2 separate regions of the Homo sapiens genome follow, and region 2 is linked to region 1. The links are chromatin loops, found by intact Hi-C in ENCODE. Cell type or tissue: PC-3. All regions are shown on one strand. Links, peaks and the distances in the headings refer to the core of each region. The heading gives the core; the rest is flanking DNA. Region 1 has its middle 270 kb from the start of METTL4. Region 2 overlaps LOC105371956 (a long non-coding RNA gene).

Region 1 (16,940 bases), core at 3,853-11,852:
CTCGAAGTGGTAATGCTAGCTGTAATATTTGGAGCACCTCCTGTAAACCAGGAAATTTACATATGTTGTATTTATTCTATTCTTAGAAAGCCTTGCAAGAGGGATCTTCTATCCTGACGTTCCAGAGTAGAAACCAGGTGTTCTTAGAAGCTGAGCAACTTGCCTGAGGTTAATTGGAATTCAACATCAGGCTGGCCTCCTCCCTAGAACCTCCGCTTTTCCTATCTACCATTTCCTGCTGTGGGATGATCTATTTGGAAAGAACACACGTTGTTGAAATACAGTGGTTATGAAGGGGATTGTTTTACATGTTCCTTCTGAAATCCTATAGAATGTAGTTGAATGTTTACGTTGCTGCTTCGGTAATGCTTCAGGTGTGAAGATGCAGTTCGGGTTGTTCCTCTACCTTTGCACCTTCTTCTTACCAACTTTAATTTTGTTGCTAAAGATTTGGGTTACTTTAGATTTCCTAGCAATCACAAAATCATCATAGGGTATTCACTTCAGTCAACACATTACTATTCTGGTATAGGCTTCTCAGAAAAAAAAATTTCTGTAAAAGATCAGTTACCCAAGGGCAGGAACTTACCAGCAGATCCTGAAGGTTGCAAAGAAATGATTATCATTTAACTCTTCTATCTTTATGATAAAAGTGACAGGAGCTGCTCTTACAGATTCACATGCATGTGTAAATAGCGATGGAGAAGAATTCCGTAACACTCCCAAACTGGAGTGTGTTTTATACCTATTTAATTTTTCAAGAAATAAAATGTCTTACAGGCATTCTGTAATTAATCTTCACATCTCTTGGCTTTTCCCTGTTATTCTGATTAATTGGAATCAATAGTGCATGTTAATTATATGGGCAAATTAAGTAGACTGTATACCTAATGGTTAATAATCATTGTGGGTTCCCATCTTAGCTTCACCACTTACTGCTGTGTGACCTTAGCAAGATCATTAACCTCTCTATGCCTTGTTTTCTCCATCTGCAAAATGGAGCTGGAAAACAACTGCACACATTTCAAAGCTGAGTAGCAAGGTTTAAAAATACAGTAAGCCAAAAAATGGTTGGAACATAGAAATCAATGAATATTAGCGATTCCTGTTGCGAAACCTGCTACAAGTACATGCTAAAATCATGTACATGCGAAACCTGCTACAATCAATGAATATTAGCGATTCCTTGTTGCAAAACCTGCTACAAGTAAAAATACTTCCATCACTTTATTTAGGGAGATAAATATATCACTGAATTCTTCTGAGGCAGGGAATAAGCTTTAAAAAGGCAGTAGAATGTGGTATAAATAAAATCAAATGTTTCTAAAACATGAAAACACTTCAATGAATTTCAGCCCAAAAAGTATTGAACCAATATATTTGATCCATAAGCATTTATCATCTTCCAAGGTGTACAAGAAAAATCATATCAAGCCTTTGCTCAGGCAATTGCAATCTAGCTGGGGAAGGCTGACACATTCGAGAAAAGAGAAACAGATGATTAAGCACCAAAATGAGAGGAAACCTGCAACAGGCATTCAGTAAAGGATGAGAGCAGGTAAGTCAGACTGGAACAGCCTCAGAAGGACAGCTCTGAGATGGGAGAATATGGCTAGATAAGAAAAGACTCTTTAGAAGGGTGGGCATCATTGTACAAACAAACCAGTGCTTTTCAAACATCAGTGGATGCATGAATCACCTAGCAGGCTTGTTAAAATGCAGAGGCTGTACCAGAGGATGGAGTGGACTCTGCATTCTTAACCAGCTTTCATGTGATGTTGTAGGAACTATCACCAGCTTTCTGGTGATGTGGAGTCCAAGGAGAGAAACAACTTGTGTTTGGGAGACAGCAAGTCGAGGGTGTGGTGTTGAGAATATTAAGAAGGCTGATTTCAGGAGTCCAAGCACAAAGTGAGAAGGGCCCAAATTGAGATAGTGGCAGTGGCAATGGAAAGAAAAGCATAAAAGACTATTCAAAAGAAGAAGAGAAAAATGCATAACACTTGGCAAAATACACAGGGAAAAGGAAGCAGCCTCAACGATAATCTTTGCGAGATGAATGATGCCGTCGGCACAAGCAGGGAAGGTTAAGAGAAGAACTGGGTTGGGAAGAGAGGGGAGTGATGAAGTAGATTTTTGGAATGTTGAATTTGAGGTAATGCTGAATGAAGCATTCGAGAGGAATATCCAGTGAAGGGCTGGAAATGAATGTTTAGAATGGATCTATACAGAAGTCATAGCTGAAGTTATAAAGAAAGAATTCTGTCATTCTTTACAGATCAATGAAGAGTGACAGGAGCAGAATGGAGGACAGTACAGTTGGGGACATCTCCATTTGAGATGAGAGAGAGAGAGAGAGAGAGAGAGGAGAGAGAGATGAGTCCCCACTTGGTGGGAGAGAAGGGGGAGAGGTGAGGACAGAAGGGAAGGACCTAGTGTATTAGAGTATCCTTGCACTGCTATAAAGGAATACCTGATGCTGGGGAATTTATAAAGAAAAGAGGTTTAATTGGCTCTTGGTTCTGCAGACAATACAGGAAGCATGACACCAGCATCTGCTCAGCTTCTCAGGAGGCCTCAGGGAGCTTTTACGCAGAAGGTGAAGCGGAAGCAGACACATCACATGGCTAAAGCAGGAGCAAGAGTGGGAAGAAGGTGCCACACACTTTTGAATGACCACAAGAACTCACTATCATGAAGACAGCACCAGGCCATGAGGGATCTGGCCCCATGATTCAAACGTCTCCCACTAGGCTCCATGTCCAGCAATGGGGATTATAATTCAACATGAGATTTGGAAGGGGACAAATATCCAAATGGTATCACCTGGAATTGCAGATTCCCTGCAGATAAAAGTGCCCTTGAGAGTCCCGATGCCTTGTGAATCAAACCAGAGCACAGAGGTTCATTCAGCAAATCCATCAGTAGCATTCATTTCAAGGTTTTTCAATTTACAAATATTATGTATTCATAGGATAAAATTCTGAAAATTTAGAAAATACACAAGAAAAGGAAATAAAAATCAAATGTAATTTTATTACTCAGAGAACCTATCTCTTTTTGCTTAGGTATGTGTGCACACTGTTTTATGCCTTTTCCTTTGCAAACACACGTTTTTCACAAATTGGAATCATGCTATCTATACTATTTTGTGTTTGCTTTTAAAATACAGTGTATTTTGAACACTTCCCCCTGACCTGAAGCATTCTATTGTAATATACTTTTTTGTAGATATGTTCAGTTTGCCTGGCAAAGTTAGCAACTGAAAAAGAACCTGAAAAGGCATTAGCATCAAGTAAAGATTTTGTTCCATTCAGGAACAACCAGAACATATTTTTGGGCTGCGGGGCAAGAATCTATGGAGTGATTGAAGAGAAATATTTGTTGAATGAATGAACAGAAGGTGAAGATGGTGAGAAGGCAGAGAGGGGGAGGTGACAGGAGAGCAGGGGTGGCCTTGAGAGGAAACAGGTATATTTTCTGACGGAAAAATATGTATTTGGAGCTAAAGAATTGGGCTGATGAAGGAGAGAATGCTGGATGGTGTTAATATTTGCAATAAATGAATGAGTAAAGACATCTTTTAAGAAATGGGAAAAGGGAAGTTAATTTTTAGAAAAGAATAGGATATTGGCATTGTTCCTGAGAGCATAAACCTGGAGAATTAAAAACAGATGAGGCCATCATAAACAAATGAGCATTGTGTTATTGCCACATGAACTTAGAGCACTTGGAAATACAAATGATCCCATAGGTATTGCTGAGAATTAGTGGGTACACAGATTTTATTTAAATGAATTATTCAAACCTGCTTGGTCCTGTTCTCATGCTGCAGGTTCTTAAAATCCTCTGAAAATATACCCAAAGAAGAACTCTTTATTGACTGGTGTAGTTTTGAGGAAGAAGATATTAATGTGTTTTATTCCTGTGTAATTTTTTTACTTTTATTTTTTCCATAGATGTGTGACACTGGCCTCCTTTCTAGGTGAAGTAAAAGGGCTCAGACTTTTCAGACAAATCCTTTTATGTTATTCCACTCAAAAGTCCTCATTTCTTATTCAGAGACACATAGCAACAGACTTAAATACCAGCTATTTGGTCTGTTTTTGGAGTTTACTTGGTGTGTAAAAGTTATTAATGAGCATTTCTGTATTTCTGTAATAAAAATTCAGGCTGACAAGAAGTAAACAATGAATCTTTTCCATTCTTGTTTCTCGGTGATTTAAACATATATTTGTGTGTTTGTTTTTACTGTATACTGAGGCTGATAGTATAGTCATGGTAGAAGAATATTTCCAGAATAATTTATTCTATAAGTGTCAGTCAAAACCATCAGCTGTAGCCTGTCTAACACTGACCTTGGATGTAGGAGATGCCTGTTCTATTCTAAGCTCTGCAACCAAATAGCCCTGGGGTTTTGAGAAAGTTATGTGTCTTCACTTGTGGCTTTGCTGAAAGAAATGATTTGAGTTGATTATTTTTATTGTCCCGATCTAGGTCCTAAATTTCAAATCTATATTTAATTTTTCATAGCAGTACATCAGAATAATTACTACTTGTAATAATTGTGGTTGTAGACTGCCCACCTTGATACTACTGTGTAGATTATACCAAGGTGCAAGGGGAAATGACCACTGGAATGAACCCTCAAGTGGCTTCAAGGATACCATTGCTACTGCGGGTGTTGGTGTCTTAGAAAGCTAACCAGTGGTTTTAAAGGTCACCTATGCAAAGTTATTCATATTATGAGTATGTGTTTTTCCCTACCAGATAATCTTTATGACGCTACTGAATATAACTGAAAAAGATCACACGGTACTCAATGATCCTAGGAAATGGTCACGCTGTACTAAAGGAAATTAAGGCAACAAGAGCAATTATTAGAATCACAGCAGTGAGGTGGAGAAGAAGGCTGAAATGACATTTTCAATTTAGAAATTCTATTTATAATCACTGGAACTTTCCAATACTGTTCAGCTTTGGACTAACATGTTTTGGACATATTCTCGGCTTCAAAGTAAATTTATCTGAAAAGGCTTATGTAATTCTGTTCATTCATTTGAGCTTATGCAGTATTTCAGGGAAAACAAGCTGACTTTTTTTTTTTTTGAGAAAAATCTAAAGATATCTTCCCAGTATATTAAAGAATAGCTAGATCTATGACTTACATATAGTGACTTACTGACAACATGATTCATTTCAAACAAAGTTCTTAGTGAGGCAAATCTAATTAAGTAATTCTAGAATACAATCTATATTTGAATATATGTCTATTTAGAATTTCTCTGGAACAAATGCTGTTTCTGCTGTTAGTAGGAAAATAGGCACCCTTTTTATTCCAGAAAGACAGTTATTGAGAGAAAAGGCATCAGGTGATTAGAATCCCGTTTTTTTAATACAGCATTGTAACAAGGAAATTCATGTAATCAATCAGTGAAATATACTGGCAACTCTTCCATCTATTAAGGAGCAGGGGACCAGCTGCATGTTCTCCCAGATTACTTCATAAATACTTAATAACACATTCTATCATCTGGCTATTTGCTTTACAACTAGTTGGTCTGAATCTGATTTGCAACTGTGCCAGGATATTTCAGTCACATCTGTCAAAACAAAGTGCCATTGTCTCACAGAATAATAAAAGAAAGCAAAAAGTATACCAGAAATGAATGTTTTACCATTTTATGATTTTAGGATAACAAGGAAAGCTCCTCTGTTGAACTTACTTAGAAGAAATTGAAATAAGATGTAGTGCATAATTTACTTATCAAGTTATTATTGTACATGCTTGCTGGAAACTCCCATGGCAAAATGTGTAAACAAATAAAAGCAACTAATTTTTTTCAGTTTGTCAGTCTAGCTGCTCCAGAGGGATTGCTCTCCAACTAGTCAGCCCATCAGGAAATAGACATGGAGCAGAGGTAGAAAGACTTACACACTTTCTATTTATTTCTACATCAGAGGAATGTGGGCTTTCCTGTTATGATTCATATTTGATATCTGCAAACTGTGGAAATGGCTGGCCTCTTAATACCTTGTTGAAGAACGGCAGCAACAACAAATGCATAAAGTCATTGTCATTTGTGTCACAAAACTTTCCTTTGATTCTTTGGGTTAAAAAGCCCAGTAGAAGCAAAAGTTTCAGAACCTTTTACACCTCTTGGAATTTACATAATTTAACCATCTACAAATTAAATTATTAAACAGTATTAAAGGCAGGGTTCCCAGAGTAAATGATGCATCTTTGCCATTCATTTCGTTTGTCCCATTCAGTTAAATTTAACCAATAGGAAAACCTAGACTAAAACAATAATAGAAAATTACTGCAAATTAGTCAGCTGGACTTGAGAGGCACACTGTAAAAACATGTCTAATCTATTTTCCTTTGTGAGTCTAAACTACTTTTCCAATTACTTGGTGAGCCCTCTCCAACTTTACAAGGACTGTTAAGAGAGAATCTAATTAGAGATCTGTTCACTGAAGTACCTAGAGGGTCATTTTGCCAGGAGCAAAAAAAAGTTCTGCTGCTCATGAGTCATGTTTGAGGAACAGTTAGGCAGTGGACTGCCAAATGGAATGAAGATCTCCATGTTCTCCTCAAATAGTCTCAGCCTAGGGAGTAAAACACATGAGGACCCTTGGTACATATGTAGGGTGGAAGTCCAGCAAATCAGAAGTGTTAGAATCTAGTACTTCAAAAAATTTTTCACGTTTGAAAGTTTTTCCCTTTCCCTCCCCAATGATTCTAGTTGGAAATTAAATCCAAATCTTTTTTTTTTTTTTTTTTTTTTTTTGAGACAGGGTCTTGCTCCATTGCCCAGACTGGAGTGTGGTGGCTCGACCACAGCTCACTGCAACCTCCCTCCACCTCCCAGGCTCAAGGGATCCTCCCACCTCAGCCTCCTGAGTAGCTGAGACTACAGGTGCACACCATACCTGGCTAATTTTTGTATTTTTGGTAGAGACAGGGTTTTACCGTGTTGCCCAGGCTGGTGTCCAACTCCTGAGCTCAAGCAATCCTCCCATTTCAGCCTTCCAAATCCAATTCTAAAACAGGTACTGAGCACATACTGTGCAAAGCACATCATGGTGGATACAAAGTAGCAGAAGCCTACTCTGATTTTAAGGAGTGTTAGCAACAAAATGCTTGTTCCTCTGTGTGGTGAAGAAATAGCACTCGAACAGAAATTTAATTTTCTCAGCAAGGCAAGTTTTACTTCTGGAGAAGGGTGCAACTTGTGGATGGAGTAATGGCAAGTGTACATTTGGACAAGGGAGGGGAGGGGGTTCTTATTCCCCCTACTGCCGTGTCGTTCCAGTATCGGCTAGGGTTGGAGGGCACAGTCTAAGCTAATTCCCACTGGCTATTTTAAAGAGAGCAGGGGTATGACCTGGAGTGGCAGGGTGAGTAGTTTGGTGGGAGGGGCGGTTACAGAACGGGTAACTCAGGATGATTCAGGTCAGAGCAAGTGACCAGGGGAACAGATGTGAACTACTGATTAGAACTGGCGGGGAAGTTATTTACTGAAACTGGAGGCAAGCGGGTGAAGAGAACCAGAAAGTTAAAGTTTAAAATGGAGAATCAAAGAATAAAACTTAAAGTATAACAAAAAAAAAAGAGAGCTGAACATAGTGACATACTGATTCTTTGAAGAGAAACTTGGAGTTCACTATATCTAACAGGAGCATGCAGGCAAATGGAGTGTTTCTGTTTCTTTAAAGGAATGCAAAGAACAGTGACTAATCATTGACCGGTAGGACACACCTAAAATTCCTTGCAATATTCTCCCTAAATATCTGAGTGTTCCAGTCACATTCATCCTCTTCCATCGTACATGTCCTGCTGACACACACAGATTTTCACCCTGGAAACTTGACTTGCCTTCTCTTCTAGGGGACAGGCTAAGCCTGTCTTGCTCTCCACTATACCTCCAGTATTTAGTAGAGGCATTCAATACACATTTGATAATTAAATGAATGAAATCATTTATAAGCCATGCAGATTTGATTTTTAAAACCACTTTTAAGTGTATAATTCAATGGCATTAAGTACATTTACAATGTTGTGCACACATCACTACTGTCCATTTCTGGAACTTTTTCATCATCACAAAAACAACTTTGTACCCATAACAAAAAGTCCACATTTCCCCCATCCCCAGGCCCCTGTTCACCTCTATGCTATATTCTGTCTCTATGCATTTGACTATTCTGGGTACTTAATGCAACTGGAATCACACAATATTTGTCCTTTTGTGTCTGGCTTCATCAGAGCTTCATATCTTCTTATGGTTGCATAATATTCCATTGCATATATATACCACATTTTGTGTATCAACTCATCCATCAGTAGACATTTGGGCTGCTTCCACCTTTGGCTTGATGTGAATAAAGCTGCTATGAACGTTGGTGTACTAGACCCTGCTTTCAATTCTTTTGGGTGGAATTGTTGGATTATATGTTTAACTTTTTGAGGAACCACCAAACTGTTTTCCAAAGCAGCAGAATCATTTTACATGCCCCCCAGCAAGGCATGAGAGCTCCAGTTTCTCTATATCTGTATCCCTACCAACACCTGTTATTTTCTTTTTTATTCTTTTGGATTATAGTCATCCTAATGAGCATGCAGTACTATTTTGTTATGATTTTGATTTGCAGTTCCCTAATGCAAAGATGTTACAATGTTAAGTATCTTTTCATGGTTCTTATTATTCTTTAGAGAAATACCTGTTCAACAGATTTGATCTTTTAATGATAGTTGTAGTTTTATTTGTTTCTAAGGAGTAAAATCTTGGGCAAGTCAGGTGAAACTTTGGTTATCTCTGTGTTGCCTGTGGGGGAATGTTCTGGGTAAGATGAAAGTCTGTTCCACTGTAGAAACATCTGTTGTTTTTGCCTATATTGCACCCATTGCCCCTTCTAGTAACATACTCTGATTTGGCTTTTGCTTTGAGGAATATTTTTTTCATCTTGGTGGCCCTGTCAATCAAGATAACAACCCTCTCAGCCCAATAAATAGTCATGTGATCAAGGTTAGGCCAATCCGATATTCTCCCTGGAATTTAGACTCTGTACTGAACAACCCAAAGGATTTGATTGAAGTTGATTCATCCTGATTTACCGCTTTTCTATTGCTACTGTGACAACTTTCTACAAACTTGGTGGCTTACAAAAACATGACAATAAATATTGCCTTATATTAATAATTCTGAAGGTCAGAATTTGGACAGGGGTTTCACAGAGCTAATATTAAGGTGTTGGCAGGGCTGTGAGGAGAAGCTGTTTCCTTGTCTTTTCCAGCTTCTAGAGGCCTCCTACTTTCCTTGGCCCCTTTCCCCTTCCTCCATCTTGAAAGGCAGATGAAATCTTTTCATAGGGCCCCTCTCTGATGCTGCTCCCATCGTCACCTCTCCTCTGACTCAGCTCGCCTGCCTCCCCTTTCCACTTTTAAAGACCCTTGTGATAAAATTGAGCCCACCTGGGAATCCACGCTACTCTCTCTGCTTTAAGGTCAGATGAGTAGCAATCTTGATTCCATCTGCAAGCTTAATCACTCTTTGTTATGTAATATGAAATATTCACAGGTCCTAGGGAATAGGATGTGAGCATCTTTGAGGAGGGCCATTGTTTTGCCTTGAAAAGTCTGTTACTATCTCCTTCCCATACCTCAGGAGTGCCCTGGTTGTCATCCTGAGGACTGATTTTTGGAATTCTTTTCTGATTCTGTAAACTACTTTGCATTTTTCCAATAAACTTACTCTTTTTGCTTAATTTAGCTGGAATTTGCCCCTTTTGCTTTTGAAAAAAGAACCCAAATTGATATACATGCTTGTTAGACTCTCTAGCTGATAGATAAGGCAGCTAATAAAAGAGCCAATTTCAGCCTTATTCTCCCTCTGTACTTGCTTCCTTTCTGATAGAGGATTCCAGTAAGACAAGGCAGTGCAGAAGTTTGTGCCTTAGAATCGTGTACCCTTTAGCAAAAAGATCCAAGGAAGATATTTAGAAATGAGACTTTCTACATTAAGTTGATGAAGAAGGCTGAAGCTCACTGCACCTCTCTTATAAGTAACAATGAACAGTACTTGATGCTGTTTGTTCGTGCAGGAAGGAAGCACTGAATAAGAAATATTCAAAACCAAGAGCAGAATACACAAGAAAGTAGGAGTTTCTGTTTGTGTATCTACTGTATAAAAAAAGACATAAACCATAAAAATTGAGTCCTACCAACTAGTATTGTCTTGAATCTTATCTGTTTTTACTCTTATCTGCTTATTTGTGGGACTAATATAGCCACTTAGTTTTTTAAAGAAAATAATGTTAACATAATTTATCATTTTTCATCCTTTCAATTTTATCCTACCTATGTGTATATATTTAAATGTGATTCTTACAGGGAGCACATAGTTGCATTTTGCTTTTTAGAAATCTAATCTGACAGTTTCTGCCTTTTAATTGGAATATTTGGACCATTTATTTATACTTAATGTGATTGTTGATATGAATACGTTTAAGTCTCTCTCGCTGTTTGTTTTCTATTTCTGATGGGAAATCATCTATCTTCCTTCTCTTATTCCTCTCTATGTAATGTGTTACTTTGAAGATTTTCTCTTTATCAGTTTTTTATTTTTTACTTATTTATTTATTTTTGAGACAGAGTTTCGCTCTTATTGCCTAGGCTGGAGTGCAATGGTGTGATCTTGGCTCACTGCAACCTCCGCCTCCCCAGTTCAAGCGATTCTCCTGCCTCAGCCTCCCGAGTAGCTGGGATTACAGGTGTGCACCACTATGCCTGGCTAATTTTGTGTTATTAGTAGAGATGGAGTTTCACCATGTTGGTCAGGCTGGTCTTGAACTCCTGACCTCAGGTGATCCACCAACCTCGGCCTCCCAAAGTGCTGGAATTACAGGTATGAGCCACTGCATCTGGCCTCTTTATCAGTGGTTTAGACTGATTTGGTTCCCTTTATAAATAGTTTTGACTGGATGTTGTTTTCTTTATGTTTCCTCTGCTTGGGGTTTGCTGAGATATTAGATGTGTTGGTTTATAGTTTTTATCAAATTTGACAAAATGTTGGCCGTTATTATTTTTTACTTTGAAAAAAAATTTTTTTTTAGAGCAGTTTTAGGTTTACAGTAAAACTGAGAGGAAGGTATGGAGATTTCCCATATACCTCCTGCCTAAACACATGCATAGCTTCCCCCATTATCAACATCCCTCACCAGAGTGGTACATCTGTTACAATTGATGAACCTACAATGACACATCATTGTTACCCAAAGTCTGTAGTTTACATTAGGGTTCACTCTTGTTGTTGTACATTCTATGGGTATGGACAAATGTGTAATGACATGTGTCCACCATTACAGTACCATACCCAGTATTTTCACTGCCCTAAATCTTCCCTGTGCACTGCCTATTCATTCCTCCCTCACCCCTTACTTCTGGAAACCATGGATCTTTTCACTGTTCTATAGTTTTAACTTTTCCAGAATTTCATATACTTGGAAACTGACAGCATGTAGCCTTTCTAGTTTGACTTTTTTTCATTTAGTTATGTGCATTTAAGGTTTCTCCATGTCTTTTCATGGCTTGATAGCTCATTTCTTTTTAGTGCTGAATAATATTTTATTGTCTGGATGTACCATAGTTTTTCCATTCACCTACTGAAGGACATCTTAATTGCTTCCAAGTTTTGGCAATTATGAATAAAGCTGATGTAAACATCCATGTGCAAGTTTTTTTGTGGATATGTGTTCAATTCCTTTGGGTAAGGACTAAAGAGTGCAATTGCTGTACTGTATGGTAAGAATAGTTTTAGTTTTGTAAGAAACTGCCAAAATGTTTTTCCCAAGGGGTTGTACCATTTTTCATTCCCACCAGAAATGAAGGAGAGTTCCTCTTGCTCCATATCCTCATCTGTCTTTTGTGGTATCAGTGTTCTGGATTTTGGCCATTCTAACAGATGTGTGGTGGTGTCTTATTGTTGTTTTAATTTGCATTTGTCTGATGATATATGTCGTGCTGCATCTTTTCATATGCTTATTTTCCATCTGTATATCTTTTATGGTGATGTGTCCATTAAGGTCTTTCAACCATTTTTAAATCACGTTGTTTTCTTGTTGTGGTTTTAAGATTTTGCATATTTTGGATAAAAGTCTTTAATCAGATATGTCTTTTGCAAATACTTTCTCCTAGTCTATGACTTGTCTTTTTCATCTCTTCATGTTGTCTTTCGCTAAGTAGAAATTTTTAATTTTAATGAAGTCCAATTTATCAGTTCTTTCTTTCACAGATTATGCATTTGGTGTTGTATGTGAAAGGTCATTGCCAAATTCAAGATTGTCTAGATTTTCTTCTATGTTATCTTCTAGGAGTTTTAAAGTTTTGCATTTTACATTTAAGTCTGTGATCCATTTTGAGATCATTTTTGTGAAGGGTGTAAGGCTTGTTTCTAGATTCATTTTTTTTGTATGTAAATGTCCAGTTGTTTCAGCACCTTTCGTTGAAAAGATTATTTTTTCTTCATTGTATTGCCCTTGTTCTTTGTCAAAGACTGGTTGACTATATTTATATGGGTCTACTTCTGAGTTCTGTATTCTGTTCCATTCATCTGCTTGTCTATTATTTGTCACTATCACTGTTTGGATTCCTTTCATTTTATAGTAGTGTAGTATCAGTCCTCCAACTTTATTATTCTCATTTAATATTGTGTTGGCTATTCTGAGTCTTTGCCCCTTTATGTAAACTTTAGAATCAGTTTCTTAGAATCTATAGAATAACTTGCTAGAATTTTGGCTAAGCTCACATTGAGCTTATATATCAATTTGGGAAGAGCTCACATCTTGACAATATTGAGTCTTTCTACCCATGAACATGGAATATCTCCCAATTTCTTTCTTTCTTTTTTTTAAACAAAGTTTTATGGTGTTTCTCATATAGAGCTTGTACATATTTTATTAGATTTATTTATTTTTTCTTTTTTTTTTTTTTTTTTTTGAGATGGAGTTTAGCTCTGTCACCCAGGCTGGAGTGCAGTGGCACAATCTCAGCTCACTGCAATCTCTGCCTCCTGGGTTCAAGCAATTCTCCTGCCTTGGCCTCCTGAGTAGCTGGGATTATAGGCACATGCCACCATGCCAACCTAATTTTTGTGTTTTTAGTAGAAATGGGGTTTCACCGTGTTGGCCAGTGCTGGGATTACAATGTGAGCCACCATTCCTGGCTGATATTTTGTAGATTTATTTTTAAGTATTTTATTTTTAAGGGGATGCTAATGTAAATGGTACTGAGCTTTGAATTTCAAATTCCACTTGTTCATTGCAAGTATATAGGAAAGTGATTAACTTTTGTATATTAACCATTGGTTAAAAAAAAAAAAACTTCAGTCAAATTAAATTTAAAAGAGTTTATTTGAGCAAAGAACAGTTTGTGAATCAGGCAGCCTCCTGAGCCACAGTGGGCTCAGAGAATCCAGCATAGTCAAGTGGTAGAAGATTTATGGATGAAAAAGGAAAATAATGTACGTAAAATGGAAGTGAGGTACAGAAACAGCTGGATTGGTTACAGCTTGGCGTTTGCCTTATTTGAACACAGTTTGAAAAGCTGGCCACATGTGATTGGCCAAAACTTGGCAATTGACACAAGAGTAGTCTATAGTCTGTTTACATCTCCACTTATTATAGCTCATGTACAGAGAAACCTTCAGGTTGAACTTAAAATATGTAAGGAGGCAGCTTTAGGCTAAATTTGATTTAACACCTTGCATCCTGAAACTTTGCTGTAATTGCGTCTTAGGTCTCAGTTTTAATGAATGGATTCTTTTGAATTTTCTACATAGATAATTACGTCATCTGCAAACAAAGTTTTATATTTTCCTTCCTTATCAGTATATCTTTTTTTATTTAAAAATTAATTTAATTGATACATAATAATTATACTATTTATGTGGTACCTAGTGATGTTTCAATACTTGTCCCTAATCTCCATAGTGATCAGATCAGGGTAGTTAGCATATCCATCATCTCAAGCATTTATCATTTTTTTTTGTCTTGGGAAAATGCAATATCCTTTTAGCCATTTAAAACTATAAATTATTGTTAACTATAGTCATTCTATGGTGCTTTGGAACACTAGAACATATTTCTCCTATCTAGTCATAATTTTGTTTCCTTCAGCCAATCTCTTTCTATTATCCTCTCCCCATTTCCCTTCCAAGCCTCTAGTATGCTCTATTCTACTTTTTACTTCTATGAGAGCTGCTTTAAGCTTTCACATATGAGTGAGAACATGCAGTGTTTATGTTCCTGGCTTATGTCACTTAACATAATGGCCTCCACTTTCATCCTTGTTACCACAAATGACAAGATTTCATTCCTTTTATGGCTGAATAGTTTTCCATTATATATATACTACATTTTCTTTATTCATTCATCTGTTGTTGGACACCTATGTTGATTCCGTATCTTGGCTATTGTGAATAGTGCTGCAATAAACACTGGAGTGCAGATGTCTCTTTTATATACTGTTTCTTTTCCTTTGGGTAAATGTCCAGTAGAGGGATTGGTGGATCCTATGGTGGTTCTATTTGTGGTTTTTTGAGAAACTGCTATACTGTTCTCCATAGTGGCTGTATTAGCTTGCATTCCCACCAACAGCATCTGAGTTCCCTTTCTCCACATCCTCACCAGTATATGTTATTTTTTGTCTTTTTGATAGTTGGCATCCTAACTATGGTGAGAGAATATTTCATTGCAGTCTTGTCTGTGTTTCCCTGATGATTAGTCATGTTGAACGTTTTTCACCTATTTCTTGGCCACTTATATGTCTTCTTTTAAGAAATATTTGTTCCAGATCAATAACAAGCTCTGAAATTGAATCAGTAATAAATAGCCTACCAACCAAAAAAAGCACAGCACTGGACAGATTCACAACCAAATTCTGTCAGATGTACAAAGAAGAGCTGGTACGATTTCTACTGAAACTATTCCAAAAATTGAGGAGGAGGAACTCCTCCTTAACTCACTGTATGAGGTCAGCATCATCCTGATACTAAAACCTGGTAGAGACACAACAACAAAAAAGAAAACTTCAAGCCAATATCCTTGATGAGCATTAATGCAAAACTCCTCAACAAAATACTAGCAAACTGAATTCAGTGGCACATTAAAAAGCTAATCCACCAAGATCTACTGGGCTTTACCCTGGGATACAAGGTTGGTTCAACCTATGCAAATCATAAATGCAATTCATCATATAACATAAACAGAACTAAAGACAAAAACCACATGATTATCTCAATAGATGCGAAAAAGGATTTTGATAAAATTCAACATCCCTTCATGTTAAAAACTCTCAACATACTAGGTACTGAAGGAACATATATCAAAATAATAAGAGCCATCTTTGACAAACCCACAGTTAACCTCATACTGAGTGGGCAAAAGCTGGAAGCATTCCTCTTGAAAACCAGCATGAGACAAGGATGCCCTCTTTCACCAATCCTATTTAGCATAGTATTGGAAGTCCTGGCCAGTGCAATCTGCAAAGATAAAGAAATCAAGCGCATCCAAATAGGAAGAGAGGAAGTCAAGCTATCCCTGTTTGCAGACCACATGATTCTATATCTAGAAAATCCCATAGTCTCAAAGATCCTTAAGCTGATAAACAATTTCAGCAAAGTTTCTGGATACAAAATCAACATACAAAAATTACCAGCATTTCTATACACCAACAACAGTCAAGCTGAGAGCCAAATCAGGAAGGCAATCCCATTCACAATTGCCCCAAAAAGAATAAAATACCTAGGAATACAGGTTACTAGTGAGGTGAAAGATCTCTCTACAATGAGAATTACAAAACACTCTTCAAAAGAAATCAGAAAGGACACAAAACAAATAGAAAAACATTTCATGCTTATGGATAGGAAGAATCGATATTGTTAAAATAACCATACTGCCCAAAGCAATTTACAGATTGAATACTATTCTTATCAAGCTACCAATGATGTTCTTCACGGAATTAGAAAAAACTATTTTAACATTTGTATGAAACCAAAAAAGAGTTCAAATAGCCAAGGCAATCCTAAGCAAAAAGAACAAAGCTGGAGGCATCATGCTACCGGGCTTCAAACTATACTACACGGCTACAACAACCAAAGCAGCACAGTACTGGTTCAAAAACAGTCACATAGACAGATTCAGGATCATCATGGCAGACAGGAGGCAGGAGTAGATTGCAGCTCTGTCTCGGATGGACAGAGCAGTGTGTGGAGGCTCACATCATGAATTTTAGATTCAGAAAGACTGCAGGAATAAACCAGTATAAACTGCTCCTGCAGGACCTGGGAGACACCCCAAATATTGTGAGTGCCCAATCTGTGGAAGTGGGAAAGCAAGATTATCTGCCCCTGAACACACTCCCCCATTGGGGAAACTGAAGGTCTAGTTTGCAGGAGAAGTTTCCAACCTTACCCGGAGCTGAGTCAACTTAGAGAGCCAAGCAAAATACAGGGGTAGAGGAAGCAGCAGGAAAGGCCTTGGGAACTCGCTGGGTCCCCAAGCAGGCCATTCCTGCCTGGCACCATAGGGAACCTTCGGTGCCCAGAGGCATGGGGAAAATGGCACAAGGAGAAGAAAGTCTCCAGCTGAACTTTGTAACAATTTGAACCGGGCGAGAAGCCTTCTGGCCAGAACTCAGGGGAGGGCAGGAATCTGGTGTGCAGACACCATAGATGGGGGAAGAACTAAAGCTAAAGCCCTTTTCTTTCACAGCTGGGAAGCAGGTAGCCTGGGGCAAGTTCTCAGCCCTGCTTGCTCACTGCCTGGAAACAGACTCGGTGCTGTTGGAGGGAGCATGGTGGCAGTGAGACTGGGGCCCTTTGAATTGCATGACAGCTGGATGAGGCCTTTGACTGCCAGCTTTACTCCACTTCCCTGAC
Region 2 (16,940 bases), core at 3,371-11,370, 200 kb after region 1:
TCCTGATACTGGGGCCATCCCATCACTCTGACTAACTCCTATGTGGGTCCCACAGAATAAAGACAACTTGTGACTTGAGCCTTGAAGAGTGGGGAGGACTCAGCTCGGTTGATCTGGGGCAGGGCAGGAGGGGTAGATGGACTCCAGTAAGCACCAAGGAGCAGGGTCATGTTAGGGTATCTTGCAACAAATTTTAAGAAGCTGAGAATTGACACCCATAGGCGAGGGAGGAGAAGCAGTGCAAAACGAGGCTGAAGAAGAATGCAGGATTCACACATTCAGGACCTTGCATGGGAAGTAAGGGTGTGAGACTTTGTTTTGAAAGTGATGGAGAGACATGGAAGGGTTTTAAGGAAGCGACAACATTTGCTTTGTGTTTCAGAAAGAATCATCTGAAAGGAATGTGGAGATCAGAGAAAAATGATGGGAAAGTTACCACAGCCTGCAAATGAGAAATGATGAGAGCCTGCCTGGGGTAAGGCAGTTGTGTGGGACGGAAAGGAAGCACTAGATGAGGCAGATGCTTAGGTGGAGCAAGAACAGGGCAGGAGAAGCAAGTAAAGGAGGGGACTGAGGGACGAAAGGGGCCTAGAGCTCTGGAGGGCTTCTGGCTGGGTGGCTGGGTGGCTAGTGGGGCCATCATTGCAGGAAGGGGATCAGGAATAGATTTGAGTCCAGATAAGACAATTAGGTTATTTTTGAATATATCAAGCATGTAGTACTGGAGATATTCACTGTGCACAGAAGTTTGTTGTTCTGGAGAGCTGTCATCCTGGAGTCTTGGATTTGGGCAGGTGGTGGGTGTGGTCAGCTAAGGATCGAATGGGGCGGACATATGGGGAGCTGGAGCCAAGACCCAGGATTATCAATACTTAATAGACATTTTAATAAATAGCCATAAGCACATTTCTATTAAATTAATTCCTTTTTTCTTTCTTCTTCATGTTGCAATATGACCTGTTTGAGAGAATATTGAGCTGAACTCCTTGGGCATGAATTGGGATCTGTTTCTGGAGGGGTAATTGGGGGTTAGCATCTCTCGCCTTCAATGTCTCATTTTAAAAAGAAGGGATTAGACTGCTTCATCTCAAATCTTACAATGTTATAATTACAGGACTTCTTATGAAGTTGCTGGAGGTGATGAAATGAGGGAGTCTTGTGCTTTCTTCATTTTCTACTGTTGTTTTCTACCTCTGTTTTCTCAGAGGTTTTCTGATCATTGGCAGTGGATAACAGAAGGAAAGTCACTCAAGGGGCACAGGAAAATTTCCTCATATAAAGAATAATCTCGAATGCGAAACAGTGCAAAGGTGGAGAAACTCAGAGATAAGCAGCTACCTGCACATATGCCTGACTCAAATAATTTCCTTCCTGGGTTTATATTTGGACTTGGTGTGCCTACTCTTTGATACAGTGGCATACTTTAAAGCACACTTTCTCTGTGGTCTTACTAATTTTTTTTTTTTAACGTTTCTTTTCTTGGCCTGTTTGCCTCATTTTTCCATTTTAAATAGATTTTTTAAAAGAGAAGTTTTAGGTTTGCTGCAAAACTGAGCAGAAGGCACAAAGATGCACATATACCTACAAACACAACCTCCCCAGACATGCACAGCCCCCCACTGTTGACATCCCCTACCAGAGTGGTGTCTTTGTTTTTTGTTGGTTTTTGCTTTTTTTTTTTTTTTGAGACAGGGTCTCCCTTCTTGCCCAGGCTGGAGTGGACTGGTGTGATCACAGCTCACTACAGCCTTCACCTCCTGGGCTCAAGCGATCCTCCCACCTCAGCCTCCCAAGTAGCTGAGACCCCAGGCGTGTGTCACCATGCCAGGCTAATTTTTTAAATTTCTGGCTAATTAAAAAAAATTTTTTTTTAGAGATGGGGGTCTCTGTAAATTGCTCAGGCTGGTCTTGAATTCCTGGGTTCAAGTGTTCCTCCCTCCTCAGCTTCCCAAAGTCCTGGGTTACAGATGTGAGCCACCACTCCCAGCCAAGAGTGGTACATTTGTTGCAATCAATGAACCTATATTGACACATTATTATAACCCAAGGTCAATAGTTCCCACTGGGATTCGCTCCTGGTTTTTCTTGTCCATTCTGTGGGTTTGGACAAATCTGTAATGAACATATAACCACCACTACTGTATTATACAGGGGAGCTTCACTGTCTTCAAAACATTCCCTCCTCTATGTATTCATCCCTTCCTCCCCACTGTGCTCTATGCTCTTATGTTTTAATTTAAATCATATCACATGTCTGTTTGGTTGCAATTTTCATTTATCTTACAGATTTGAATGTGCATTAAAATATGCAGGGAATATTTTAATAACCTAGATATAGTAATAATTTTTATTCACATCAAAAGCTTCATGATGTAGATTATTATTATTGTTTAGCTTATAATGATAATTTTAGTAACAAGTTATAGTAGTTGGAGCTTCACTGCTATCAAAAGTTTTCTAGTTAAATTAGGCTAGCCCCCCAAGTTTTTTCAGGAGTCATCAAGGTGAAGAATATTAATAAAAACTGCTTAATCAGGTAAACAGACAAAACTGTATCAGTTTATAGAACAGGTTGTTTCTGTTTTAGCACAATAATCTCCTTTATTTTTTGTCACAGTGAATAGTTACCTGATATCTAGGGTCAAAAATCTATGACTTGAAAGCCACCACCTGCATTTGTATTAAAATCTTTTGGAAGCTGGGCGTGAGTGTGTCTGTGTGTGTTTCAGTGTGTGTGCATGCATGCTCAGTACGTTTCAGCACATGAGATGGAAATAAGAAATAAGCAAAGTGTAGTGGGCAGGAGAGGATTGCACTGAATTTTTTATTTGTTTATGTATGTATGTATTTATTTATTTATTTATTTGAGATGGAGTCTCACTCTACCACCTAGGCTGGAGTGCAGTGGAGCGATCTCGGCTCAATACAACCTCTGCCTCCCGGGTTCAAAGCATTCTCCTGTCTCAACCTCCCAAGTAGCTGGGATTACAGGTGCCTGCCACCGTGCCCAGATAATTGTATTTTTTTGTAGAGACGGGGTTTTACCATCTTGGCCAGGCTGGTCTTGAACTCTTGACCTTGTGATCCGCCCGCCCTGGCCTCCCAAAATGCTGGGATTACAGGCATGAGCTACCGCACCGGGCCCTGAATTTATTTTTTAATGATAGGAAAAAAAAAAAGGAGCCGTAGAGAGATGACAGAGCCAAATGAGGGAGAGAGAAAAATACATTAGGTAGAGCAGCAACACACAGATGCAGGAGGAATTGGGTCATTGTGGAGGAATGTTGTGGAGAGTGGCTAACGGCACCAGGGTCCCCATGGTGGAAACCACTTTTTTTCTCTAATTAGGATCTAAAGAGTGCAGAGCAGTATTGGGTGTGTGTGTTGCTGCGACTCACTGCCTTGCCTTTTCTCCCTAGCCGAGAAATAGAGGATTCTTTACTCATTACTTTATTTGGATTTTAACCAAGGCCAGGATCTGTTACTTGATATAGGAGGTTGAATTTTTCTTACCTTCCTCTAACCTGATTATGAGGGCTGCTATTGTTTTTAGTTTAAGCTAATCAGTCCAGGGTTTCTTGATTTAGGCATCTCACTAGAAAAATCTTTCTGAACCTTTCCCAGGTGGGAGAGAAGTTTCCTGGATTAAATACCAGATTATAAAATAAACTGGTCTTAACAACAAAACTTTTTTGGAGCCCAGAGTGCGTAGGTTATATGAAACCAAGTAGGAATGAAGCATAAACATTGAACTACAATCCTGCCACATTTCACATAACTTATTTTAAGGAATATTCATATTTCTCATAGTAATCAAATTAAATTTTATGAGTGTCTTTGAAAAATTGTACAATGCACCTTTCTGCTTTACCTGATTTAGGAAAAAAAAAACCCATTCCAGGAAAGAATGTAATTGAATAATTAGGATGTATTGCTCTGGTGCTAGTGGCATGATCGCTTTTGAGGGATGAAGGGTAAGAAAATTGTTTAATAATATATGTGTCCGTTAACTTGATATTATTCTTCAGTAGACTCTTACCAATAGTGCTGTCTTTTTTCTTTTTCTTTCTTTCTATTTTTTTAATCTCTGATACCTGCTAGAGTGCCTGACATGTAATAGACACAAATATCCTTTTCTGGATGAATGAATGACAGGGACAGAAAAGCTTTTGTATTTGAACTGGAGAAGAACATCATAGCAATGATGAAGGTAACAGTGGCCAGACACAGTGGCTCACACCTGTAATCTCATCACTTTGGAAGGCCAAGGTGGGTGGATCACTTGAGGCCAGGAGTTTGAGACCAGCCTGGCCAACACGGCGAAACCCCATCTCTACTAAAAACGCACACAAAAATTAGCTGCGCATGTGCCTGTAATCCCAGCTACTCAGGAGGCTGAGGCATGAGAATCCTTTGAAGCCGGGAGGTGGAGGCTGCAGTGAGTTGAGATTGCACCACTGCACTCCAGCCTGAGCAAAAAAAAAAAAAGAGATAATAGTGATAAAGGTAAGAGTTAATATTTATTGAGGGCTTACTATGGCCCTGGCACTCTTTGAAGTATTTCATATGTGTTGACTCATTTAATCCTGACAATAATTAGGCACATTATAGATGAGGAACCAACGAAGAGATACAACTGCTAAGCAATTTACACAAGGTCTCACAGCTAGAAAGTGCTGGAATCAGGACTTGCACCCTAAAAGTCTAGCTCCAAAGACCATGCTCATTCACCACCAAGCTAAACAACCAGCTCAGGCCCTGCCCCATTTGTTTTAGGTGTTGTGATGAAAGCAAACACTACTCTCGGGTGAGCTATGGTCATGCCTGCAGTGGACTTGGGCTATAAAGATGGCGTGAACATTGACACATGCAAGGTGGTATAGGAAGAACTTCAGGTAGATGGTGGAAAGGAGACTCTGGCTGTAAGCAGGGAGCTCGTGGGCCTGCATGACTTGCACACAGCAGATCCTGCCCTGTAGTCCAGCTTCACTGACCTGGGACGTTTCCAAGAGCCCTGTGAGGACCTAGAGGGTCAACAGGGGCCATATCCATTTTAATGGTCTTATGCCCATGTAACCTTTGCACCATTTCTTTGCTCGTTGGAAGCAAGCTGAAGTAAAAATAATTTTCAGCTGAATTTTAATGATCATTCTCCCCAGTCTTCCAGCTTGGAGTAGGCGTGGTGACTGTTCATCATTTTTCTCATTTGTAAGATAGAGGTGATAATAATCCCTGCCTTGCAGGGTTGTTGTTTAAATTATAGGACCTACTACATGTAAACCTTTTAGAAAAGTGCTTGGCACATAGCAAGTACTAAAAAAAAAATAGCTCATTGTATAAAACTTTGTATTCATGAAACTTCAGTTTAACTGTGTTACTAGCAGTTGGATAATTCCAGTTCAACTGAAGGAAAGCAGGGAGCCGTTGATCTGAAAACTCACATTATCAGTTTACCCTGCCCTAAGTTGGGTAAAATGGAAGGATTTAAAAAGGGAAGCACCCTATTTTAGAGACAGAGAAATTGAGGCAGAGTGAGATCAATGGACTCGTTGAGCATCATGCAACTAATCAAGCAAGATAAAGAATTCTTAGGCAGTTATACTAATTGGGGTGAGCTTGTGGTGTGTGAGTGTTTATTGCTTTAGTACTAATGGTAATGAGCTGGTGAATTCCAGGAAGGTTGACCTGTATCAGGGTCTCAAATGGCCAATGGCCCAAATTCTCATCACGAGTTTTACCTATAGTTTGTAGTAAAATAAAGCCCTATTTTCCTTGTGGAAATCACCGGCAAATGATCCCTAATAAAAAGCTTTCCCATCTGATACACAGGGAGAAATGATTAACGTGACCCGTCCCATCTCAGTCTCTGGAGTAGGTATTTTTATTGACTGAGCTTCTTTTAGAGAAGAAGAGAATGCTATTTTACCAGAGAAAAGTGCACGTTTTAAAGGGGGAGCATCTGCTAGTTGGTTCCCATGTGGGGAAGGGGTAAGAGCCTTGGAGTCTGTTGAGTCCCAAGAGATCAGAGAGGCCACCTGATCCAATTCTCACACTTGACTGGTAAACTTGTGCAAGGTCGCACAGCTAGTAGGTAGAGGAGCGGATGCAGCCCCGGCCTATTTTGATTCCAACTTCCATTGGCTGCACCCTTCCTGCTGGTGTCTAACATTGTTTCCGTGTAAAGACTGATTGGGGATATTGTCAAAATGACCATGGTACTGGGGTCTGAGAAGCATCCCGATAGCTGTATGGGATTCAGGACTCTATTTTTCACTTCTTATGTTGGAATTTAACACACACACACACACACACACACACACACACACACACACATATATATTTTAAAATACAGGGTCTCAGTAAGTTTCCCAGGCTGGTCTTGAACTCTTGAACTCTTGGCTGAAGCAATCCTCCCACCTCAGCTTCCTGATTAGCTGGGATTGCAGGTGCTTTAATTGACCAAGTGTATGAATTATTTTACTTCAGAAAGTAAGAATAGTTTTTTTGAAACCTCCCCTCACTGTTTTTTGAATAGTGGTTATACTTTTTATGAGAGCAAATTGTGTTTTGGACCTTTGGAAATAGCACTTGTGCTTCTTATTTGTATGGTTCCGAACTGGGCAGCCTTTGGCATCTGTGCCGTAAGCTTTGAGTGGGAAGGCTAGTGTCCCGCAAGCGAGAGCCAAATTGGCCTGTGCTTCCTGGGAAGTGACAGGATTTTAGACTGTTGATTAGTCTGTTGGAGACAATGGTAAGATGACAAAAGAGTGAGGAGAAGACAAAGCCACCTTTAGGAAGAATGCTTTGGATTCGTTGGGAATTTTACCCCAGAGGTAGGAGAGAACTGAATCCCCAAAGTTGAAACATGGACGGCAACTTTGATTGATGGTCTGAAAAGAATATTTTCGGTATCTCATTGGTATGTTATATCTGATTGGAAGAGTCAGAGTGGCATGTGGGAGCCATGAGGGACCTGATGAACTTAGGAGGGCGGGATGAGACAGAAAGCAGGGACAGAATTACAGCAGTTGGGGGGGAGAAGCGAAGCAGCGCCCCCTGCTGGCGGGAGAATGGTACCGAGGACAGTAACACCACCAACCATAGATGCACGGTCTGGGCTGGGAAGAAATTGTCACTAAGGAAAGCATTTGAGCTACCTAAGATAGGCTCAGTAACAGGCAGATGACTTGGAGTCTCAGTGTCCTTACTGGATAGAACAAAAGAATACAGGTCTCTAATGCTTCCCAAAGCTGCTGTGACCCGCTGAGGCGGACGTTATCCCTGGGAAACCTGGTGAGCCGGGGATGGGAGGCACCTTTCTCTGAACGGAAGCTGCACCTCCCTCTCACTTTGTCCTGCTCTCCCTCAGAGAGCTGTACATGAATTCTTTTTTTTTTTTTTTTTTTTGGAACTTGTTGATCAAAATTTAATGTGTAGCCCTAATGAGAAGCTTCAGATTTTAAAAGAGAACTTTTAGACATGTAACAAGTCCCTAAATAAATGGAATGAACGGAGATTGTAGGACGACGTAAAATAGGATTGACATTTTAGGTCAGAATGCCACCTTCAAAAGATTGCTCTTCTTTCTTGGTTGAGCTTTGACATCATTCAGTCACTTATTTTTGGGATAGAGCCTTTCCTACTCACCTCTGTTAACACATCTTACTGTCTCTATCTTACCTCGTTCAGAGTCTCCAGCCTTTCACCTTCCTCATTAGGCTCGTAGATACCTAATATGTACTGAGCAGGGAACGAGTCCAGTTTCCATCATGAATCCTTTTGGGGCCTCCTGACATTATATTATGTTTTAACCAATATGTGTTTATGAGCTTTGTTTTCCTCTTCAACATTAGAGATAATTGGCCAGTAGTCTTCATATTGTAATTTATATTTATGCAAATTGAAGAAATTTAGGGCCAGAGAGAACATAAATACTCCATGATTAAACTTTATGTTAAAATGTTATTTATTGATTGCTATAGTTAATAACTTTTAATAATAGTACACAACTTATAATTTTCTCATTACAATACATTTAGAAAACCTAATACATTCTACAACATGAAAAACACTTTGCTGAAAAGAACTTATAAAAAAGGATACTAAAATAAATTTTAAAAAGAACTTTTCCTTGCTGAATTGTGCTTAAAACTACCAGTTATTTGACAGACAAACACCTTTTTAATCCTTTCTTCTTTAGAAGTAAGTTAAAATAGAAAGCTTTTTTAGGGTTTACAAATATATTTTTTACCCATCCTGAGTTCCAATTTATTCTCTTCCACCTCTTGTACTTTAAGATGCTGTTCTGAATTTCGAGATCATCCTTATGAGCGCACATTTAGAATGTTTCCATGAATTATTATGCTGCAAGTCCAGAAGTCAGGATGAGATAACTGGATGTATCATTTTGACCTGACCTAATTTAGATGGCTCACTCTCACACATGAGCCACTTTTTAATAAGTTTTGGTTGGTAACTTCAACCATAAAAAATCATTTTTACATTATTCCTGTTGACAAGAAAAAAATCTGACAAAATTAATAAGATCTCTTTACCCATTACAGATTCCACTCAATTCTTTTGGGAATGGGAAAACTTGTAAAACTGTCTTATAAGCATAAATCCTCCTCAGTTTCATTATATGATTTTTTAAACTGTAGATTTAAATCGCAATTTGAGTCCATTGATATTAATGATAACTCATAAAAATAGAGATAAAGAGAATTAGTTTCATTAAGAGAAGTACAATAAGATGAAGAAATACAATTGTAAATTATTGATAAATCTGTAACATGCTACGAATGAGTAGTTTCCCATATTTCACTTTGATATTATATTATGTGCTTTTCTTTCAAATGTCATCCTCTTTTTAACATAACCTCTCCAAAATAAAGGATAATGAACCTATAAGACTTTCTCAGTCATTCGAAGGATATTCTTTCTTTTCAGACTTAGTATAAATTTAGTGCAGCCAAAAATTGTTGAAGAAAATTCGCCATTGGTTCGGTCAAATTTGTATGCATGGTGTTATATATGAAAAAAGTTTCATAGAATTAGAAACTTCTGTGAAAAAAAAGTGAGGGGGAAATCAATCACACATTTGCATTGTGGAAACAAACTGAAGTTTTAAATCTCAGATGTTCCTTACATACTTATTAAATAGAAGACTAGGATTGCTAGTTCATTTGGTGTATCTATGAATGTTTTCAGATCTTGCAGGAAAAAAGTGTTGGAGTCTTTCAGTTATTTATTTCTTATATATTTATTCTCAACCAGTCGCTTTTCTGATGGCTGAAATATACAGTAAATAAATAGATAAATATAGAAATATACAGTAAAATAATCCTTGAAATAAACAGTAAATAAATAAATATAGTAAGTAAATAATTTCATTTATTTACTGTATTAGAGATATACAGTAGAAATAATAGTATATAAGAAAATATACAGTAAATAAATAGATAATACAGAAATATAGAAAATACAGTAAATAGATAATACAGAAATATATGAAATATGGTAAATAAATAGATAATACAGAAATATATACAGTAAATAAATAGGTAAATTATCACTGTCCACATAGATTGTACACAATAGTACTGAGGTGAGACAAATCATTAAAAGAAAAATATATATGTGCATGTATTTGTACATGTGAGTGTATTATATGAATATGTATTGATAAATAAGAATATAGTTTATTAAGTATTATGAGCATAAAAAAAGAGAACATGGAAGTGGGAAGTATTATGGGGTGTTATAGGGCCTGGGAAAGCTTTGCTGAAAAGATAATATTTGAACAGACTTGAAGATTTGAGAGAGTGAGCACTATATCATTGAAGAGAGTATTCTATGCATGGGGAACTGAAACAAAAGGGCCCTGGGGAGGGATGGCTCTAGAACAGCCATCAGCTAGAGAGACCACAGCAGCAAGAGGAAGCACACAGTATTAATAAAGAGAGAGTGGACTGACCTGCTAAGGAAATGGAAGGTCATTTTAAGGACCTTGCCTTTTTCTCTGTGTGAGATGAAAAGTTATTGGAAGAGCATAAGAAGCAAGTGCTCTGAATTGTTTTAATAAGATCTTCCTAGCTCTGTGTGGGGAATATATTGGCAGGGTTGGAGCAAGAGAGAAAAAAGGAGAAATCCCTTATATGATGATGGCTTTGGTAGGTAGTAGCAACACAAATTGTGAGAAGAGGTTGGATTGTGGATATTGTATTTTCAAGGTAGAAACAATAGAACAAGCTGATAGATTGGAGAGGATTGTGAGAGTGAGGAATAAGGGACTGTTCTGAATTGATTGGCCTTCAGTCAATTGAAGGGAGGGACTTCAATAGACTGAAATGGAGGCGCCCCTAGAATGCAGGTTTTGGAGACAGGACCAGTAGTTTGTCTTTGGAGATGCTAATTTTAAGACGTGTATTAGTCAACCAAGTGGAGATGTTGAATAAGGCAATAAATATAGAATTCTAAAGTTTAGGAGACACCCAGATTGAGATATAAATTTGAGAATCAGAAGCCTGTAGATGATGTTTAAAACATGAGATAACTTGAGATCGTTAAAAAAATTGTTATCAATAAGAAGACCCAGGATGGAGTCCTGGGGAACTTCAATATTAAGAGGTTGATAATAGAATCAGCAAAGAAGATGGAGCAAGTAGTTTGTGAGATAGGAAGAAAGGCCGGTATTTACCTATTGCCTGTACCACCATTGTGTCCTGGAAGTAAATAGATTGTTTTTGATTTTACAGGCTCATAGTTGGAAGGAACGTGCCTTGAATCTTAGATGAGAATTTGGACTTTGGACTTTTAAGTGACCTTGGAATGAGTTAAAACTCCTGAGTACTATTGGGAAGAGATGATTTTATTTTGCAATATGAGAAGAACATGACATTTGGAGGGCCAGAGGCAGAATGATGTGGTTTGGTTGTTTTGTTTCTTCTAAATCTCATATTGAAATGTGACCTCCAATGTTGGAGGTAGGCCTAGTGGGAGGTATTGGATCATGGTGACAGATCCCTTGTGAATGGCTTAGTGTCATCTCCTTGGTGATGAGTGAATTATTGCTTAGTTAGTTCATGCAAGATCTGGTTACTTAAACAGTCTGGGACCTTTCCCTTCTCTCTCTTGCTCCCTCCCACCATGTGATACACTGGCTCTCCCTTTGCCTTTTGCCGTGATTGTAAACTTCCTGAGGACCTCACCAGAAGCAGATGTCAGCCCCATGCTTCCTGTACAGCCTGTAGAACTGTGAGCCAAAATAAACCTCTTTTCTTTATAAATTAACTAGTGTCAGGTATATATAGCAAACAGACTAACACAGTGGGTGAATGTGATATCTATTGCTGGACTCTCTCTTCTATAGAATTGATATATATGTCTATCATTTTTCCAATACCATATTGCTTTTGATGACTTCTTGAAACAGTAAGTCCTCAGCTAAGGTCATCAATAGGTTGTTGGAAACAACAACTTTAAGTGAAACAATATGTATTATAATAAAACTAATTTTTTCCCACATCAACATTAAAACAAAACAATGTAGAATGAAACAATCTTACTTGAGGACCTCCTGTACATCATCTCACTTAAAGTCTCAGTTTTCAAGAACCCATTGATGGTGTTAAGTGAGGTCTTACTGTACTTCATTTTAAAAACAATTAGTGTGACTCCTCCAACTTTGTTTTCTTTTTCAAAACTGTTTAGCTCTTTCAGCTCTTTTGCCTTTTCGTAGACATTTTACAATTAGCTTTTAAGTTTCTTAAAAAATTTTACTCAGATTTGGATTAGAATTGTATTTTATCTCTAGATACGTTAGGGAGAATTGACATCTTAATTATATTGAGTCTACCACTCCATTAACATGGTATTTCTCACTGTTTATTCAGACCTGTTTTGATATCTTTTATCAGTGTTTTGTAGTTTTGATAATATAGCTATTATGCCTATTTTTATATACTTATACCTAATTATTTCTTTTTTTGAAGCTATTATAATAGTTTTATTTTTCAACATCAAATTATTTGTTGCTACATATTATATTTTTTCTTAGCAAGTAGACAATATTGTCTGTGAATAAAGATTATTTTATTTCACCCTTTCCAATTTGTATGTCTTTTATTTATCTTTCTTTTCTTACTATATTGGCTAGGGCCTTTACTCTTATGTTGAACAGAAATGGTTGGAGCAGATATTCTTGTCTTATTCTTGATTTTGGTGGTAGGGGGATGAGGAGAGGAATATTCAGACTTACATCAGTAAGTGTTACGTTAACTACAGTGTTTTCAAAGATGTTCTTATCAGGTCAAAGCTGTTCCCTTGTATTTGTAGTTTGTTGAGAGATTTTATTGTGAATGGGTGTTGTATTTTTTCAAAAGCTTTTACTGCATCTGCTTAAGTCATCATAGAGTTTTCTTTTTTTTATTCTGTTGACATAATGTACCACATTAATAGATTTTTGAATGTGGAACCAACCTTGAATCCTGGGAAAAAACAATCTGGTCATGATATATTAGCCTTCTTGTACACTTTTGGATTAGATTTGTTAATTGGTTGAGATATTTGCACTTATTTTCATGAGGGATGATCTGCAGATTTCCTCCCTTCCTTCCTTCCCTCCCTCCCTCCCTCTTTTCTTTTCTTTTCTTTTCTCTTTTCTTTTCTTCTCCCTCCCTCCTTCTGTCCCTCCCTCTCTCTTTTCTTTTTTCTTTTCTTTCCTTTTTTCTTTTCTTTTTTCTTTTCTTTTCTTTCTTTCTTTCTTTCTTTTTTCTTTCTTTCTTTCTTTCTTTCTTTCTTTCTTTCTTTCTTCTTTTCTTCTTTCTTTCTCTTTTTCTTTCCTCTTTTCTTTTCTTTTCTTTCTTGCTTAGTAGAATTCACTGGTAAAGCCATCTTGGTTTTCTTTGTGGGAAAGATTTAAACCATAAATTAAATTTCTTTAACAAACATAGGAATAAGTAATGTGTTTCTTTTTTGAGCTTTGGTAGTTTATATCTTTCAGTGAATTAGTCCACATAATTTAATTTATCAAATTTATTGGCATAAAGTTATTAGTAAAGTGTCCTTATTATCCTTTCAATATCTGTTTTATCAACAGTGTTATTTACTTTTCTGCTTCCAATATTGATAATCTCTTTTTCATAACACTTGTGCTAGAGGTCTATCAATTCTGTTGATATCAAAGAATTCTAAAAATCAGCTTCTGTTTGCTTTGAGATTCTTCATGATCTTCTGTCATCTATTTAAGTGATTTCTGATTTATTTTTATTTATTATTTCCTTTCTTCTCTTTGCTTTAGATTTAATTTGTTCTTCTTTTTCCAGTTTCTTAGGATGGAAGCTTAGATCATTAATTTGAAAACTTATGTTTTTTTTTTCTAATATGATCATTTCTTCCTAAGGACTGTCTTAGTTTCATTCATTATATCTTCATATGTTGTGATTTCACTTCAAATCCTTTAAAAACATTTCACATTTTCCTTGCCATTTTTTTCTTTGACTCATGAATTAGTTGAAAATATGATGTTTCCAAACATTTGGGGATTTTTGAGATATTATTCTCTTATTGAGTTCTAGCTTCTTCTATTGTGTTCAGTGAATATATTTTGTGTGACTTAAAAATTTTGTAGAATCATGTTTTATGACTCACAATATGGTTAACATTGATACATGTGCACTTGCAAATAATGTATATCCTGCTGTTGATTGGTAGATTGTTAGGTAAAATGGGATGATAATATTGTTCAGAATTTCTATGTTTTTACTGATTTTTAAATTTCTATTCATTCTATCATGTACTGAGAGAGGAGTATTAAAATTTCCATTTATATTTGTGGATTTGTGTATTTCTACTTTCAGTTCTCTCACTTTTTGTCTTATGTGTTTTTAAGCTCCTTCACTAGGTGAATGCACATTTAGAATTTTAATTTTTCTTGATGAATTCTAATGCTGTGATCTTTTTCAATCCCTGAGAATATTTCTTGTTCTGAAGTCTACTGTATCTAATACTAATTAAGTTACTTAAGATTTTTGTTGATTAGTATTTATATGCTGTATATTTTTCCACCCTTTGGCTTTTAACCAATCCATATCTTTCAATTTGAGGAGGAGTTCTTGTACTCCAGTCTGTTAACCTCCGCCTTAATTTTAGAATTTAGACCACTTACACTTAATGCAATTATTGATGTGGTTAGATTTAAATTAATAATCTACAATTACTGTTCTATTTTTCCTACCTCATCTTTCTTTTCTTTTTCTTTTTTCTTGCAGTCTGAATTAATTGAGGAATTTCTATAATTCCAATTTAGCTCTACTATTGGCTTATTAGTTATCCTTCCTTTTTATTTTATTTAATGGTTGCTCTAGGGGTTTGATATATGTCTTCAACATACAACAGTCTACCTTCAAATAATATTATACTATGTCACAGTTAGCGTAGAAAACAGTACAGCTGTATATTTCCATTTTCTTCTTCCCATCCTTTGAACTAACTATAAATGTCATATAGTTTACTTCTGCAAATGTTGTTAACCCTAAAGTGCACTCATTTTTTTTGCTTTCAATTGCCAACTATAACAAAGGTCAGAAAATAAAAAAAAATATCTTCTATGTTCATTCTCACTTTTATTATTGTGACACTCTTCATGTTTTTGTGTAGATTCAAATTTCTACCTCGCGTTATGCCTCTGCTTGAAGAAATTCCTTTAAAGTTTCTTTCATCGCAGGTTTAAGCTTTTGTTGGTCTGTAAGTCTTTTTGTAAACCTTCAGTTTTTGAAAAATATTTTGCTGGGTATAGAACTCTAGGCTAAATTTTTTTCTTTCATTCCTTTCAGCTATCATTTTTTGTTTGTTTGTTTTCTATCTTGTATAATTTCTGTAGAAAAGTATCTTCTACTTTACAAATTCTACTTGTAAACTCTTATTACTTCTGGTGTCTGTAGGTAGATTGGCAGGGGCAGGGGGATTTGTCCCTTTGCATCTTAGACAAATTAATATTATAATCAGATTTCACCAGAGGCCTCAAACTTCCATCCAGAGAAAATAATAAGATCAGAACACTCTAGGAGCATACACTTAGTGCTCCCTGATGTTTTGAGCTATGTTTTGTGGATATATGTGCATCATCTTCCTCCAAGAGATGGCGTGAACAATTCTGGCTATTGTTTGTGCAATTAAAGATAACCATGTTCAAGTAAATACCTGGAGGCAGGATAGGTATTATCTGGATATTGCTTAACATTTTCTTTGGCAGGACAAAAAGGGACTGAGAAAACTTTTGGTTATTTCTTTCTCTCACTGCCCTGGAATTTCCACCCCGTGGCTTTTGAAAAGAATCAAAGTCATGTGTTTTACGGACAAAGGACTTTGGCAGTACCAAGTTTGGTGGTAACTACAACAACTGTAAACAGCCAAACAGCTCAATTCTCTTAACATGCAAATATGCTAAAAATTTTTTTTTTTTTAAAAAGAGTCAACAGTTTCAAAGCATCAACAAATATTTGAATGGTAATAATCTTTGCATCATGACTGAGTCTCACCATGGCTTATTCTTATGGGATTAAATCATGAGTAATGCAGAAGATCACTCTGTGGAGCTGACCTCCAAATCCCAACCCTGTTGTCTCTTTCCACCTCTTATGATCTGTCATCTCTTTGCCTCTGGGCAGCTTAATTCAGTCTCTTGCCAGTCTCCTTGATCTACTCTTGGAGTTCACAGCTTATGCTCACACTTCATTTCCTTTCAGGGTGGAAAACTCTGAAACCCTTTCTTCTTGAAGTCCTTACTACTCTAGAATATGCTATGCATATATCACTCATGCATGGCATCTTCCTCTCTAATTTCGTTTTTATTTGAGGCTTCTACCCAGTACCCATATTGAATGAAAGATCACATTATATAATTGATTTCTAGATTTATTGATAACCAATGCTCATAATTAAGTCTTTGTCTGGGATAGAGAGTAGCAAAAAGCCACAAAATGATTGTCACTGCTAAAGTGGACTAAAACCTTGTTTGTGGGCACCTCAGCTATTACCTTCTACACATTATAGTTGACTTCTTTCTCTGTGCTCTGCTTGGCTCCCATATGTCCCTGTAGACTGATCAAATGTTTTTATATGCGTGGTACAACTCACCTCATCCTCTCAATCAGTCTTTGAACCTAGATTTGAATCTACTGATTTATATTGGCCCAGCCTGGCTCCCTTTAGGCAATGCACCAAGACCTCTCCTAGAAGTTATGCACTCAGAGGCATGTCTACCAGGATTTTGAAGGTGGACACACAATTTCTTTCAGATTTATGGGTCATAAATCTTTAGTCATATTAATTTCAAAAAGTCTTCAGATTCATAAAGATTTGGGTAAAATTCTGGATCTATCAATTGCCAGCTGTGTGACCTGGGGCAAGTTCCTAACATTCTCTAGGCCTCAATTCTGTCTTCTGTAAATGTTTTTTTTTTTTTTTTGAGACAGAGTCTCACTCTGTCACCCAGGCTGGAGTGCAGTGGCACAATCTCCACTCACTGCAAGCTCTGCTTCCCGGGTTCACACCATTCTCCTGCCTCAGCCTCCTGAGTAGATGGGACTACAGGAGCCCACCACCACACACGGCTAATTTTTTTTTTTTTTTGTATTTTTAGTAGAGATGGGGTTTCACCGTGTTAGCCAGGATGGTCTTGATCTCCTGACCTTGTGATCCATCAGCCTTGGCCTCCCAAAGTGTTGGGATTACAGATGTGAGCCACCGTGCACAGCCTGTGAATGTTTTATGCTCAAAACGTGTTAGTAATTATTTAATATTTTGTTTTTAAAAAATGATGTTATGATGATATTATAATAATGGACATTAATCATGTAAATATTATAATAAGCAAGGTGTGGTAGACATTAGCACTGTTCATTAATATTTGGTTCTCCTCTCATTCTGGTTGCACTGGA

Evidence for each region. Peaks named below come from ENCODE experiments on the same cell type or tissue, not always from the same donor. Only the 100,000 strongest peaks of a DNase experiment are listed, where the experiment ranks them.
Region 2: it touches region 1 in a loop (4-fold over the local background); 5 of 110 quality-filtered maps call a loop at or near these places.

The regions. Positions count from the first base shown.
Region 1 is chr18:2,293,585-2,310,524 of GRCh38, reverse strand. No RefSeq gene overlaps it. Among named protein-coding and RNA genes, the nearest start is that of METTL4, 270 kb to the left of the region's middle. In PC-3, for the core only: no CTCF peak of the experiment used is centred there; DNase peaks (open chromatin) are centred at 5,934, 6,524, 7,474 and 7,794; H3K4me3 peaks cover 2,537 bases; H3K27ac peaks cover 4,163 bases.
Region 2 is chr18:2,095,179-2,112,118 of GRCh38, reverse strand. It overlaps LOC105371956 (a long non-coding RNA gene), which reads left to right. Exons shown (of 3, transcript XR_935087.3): 2 at 383-475. Among named protein-coding and RNA genes, the nearest start is that of METTL4, 470 kb to the left of the region's middle. In PC-3, for the core only: a CTCF peak has its summit at 7,043 (motif pointing left); a DNase peak (open chromatin) is centred at 7,048.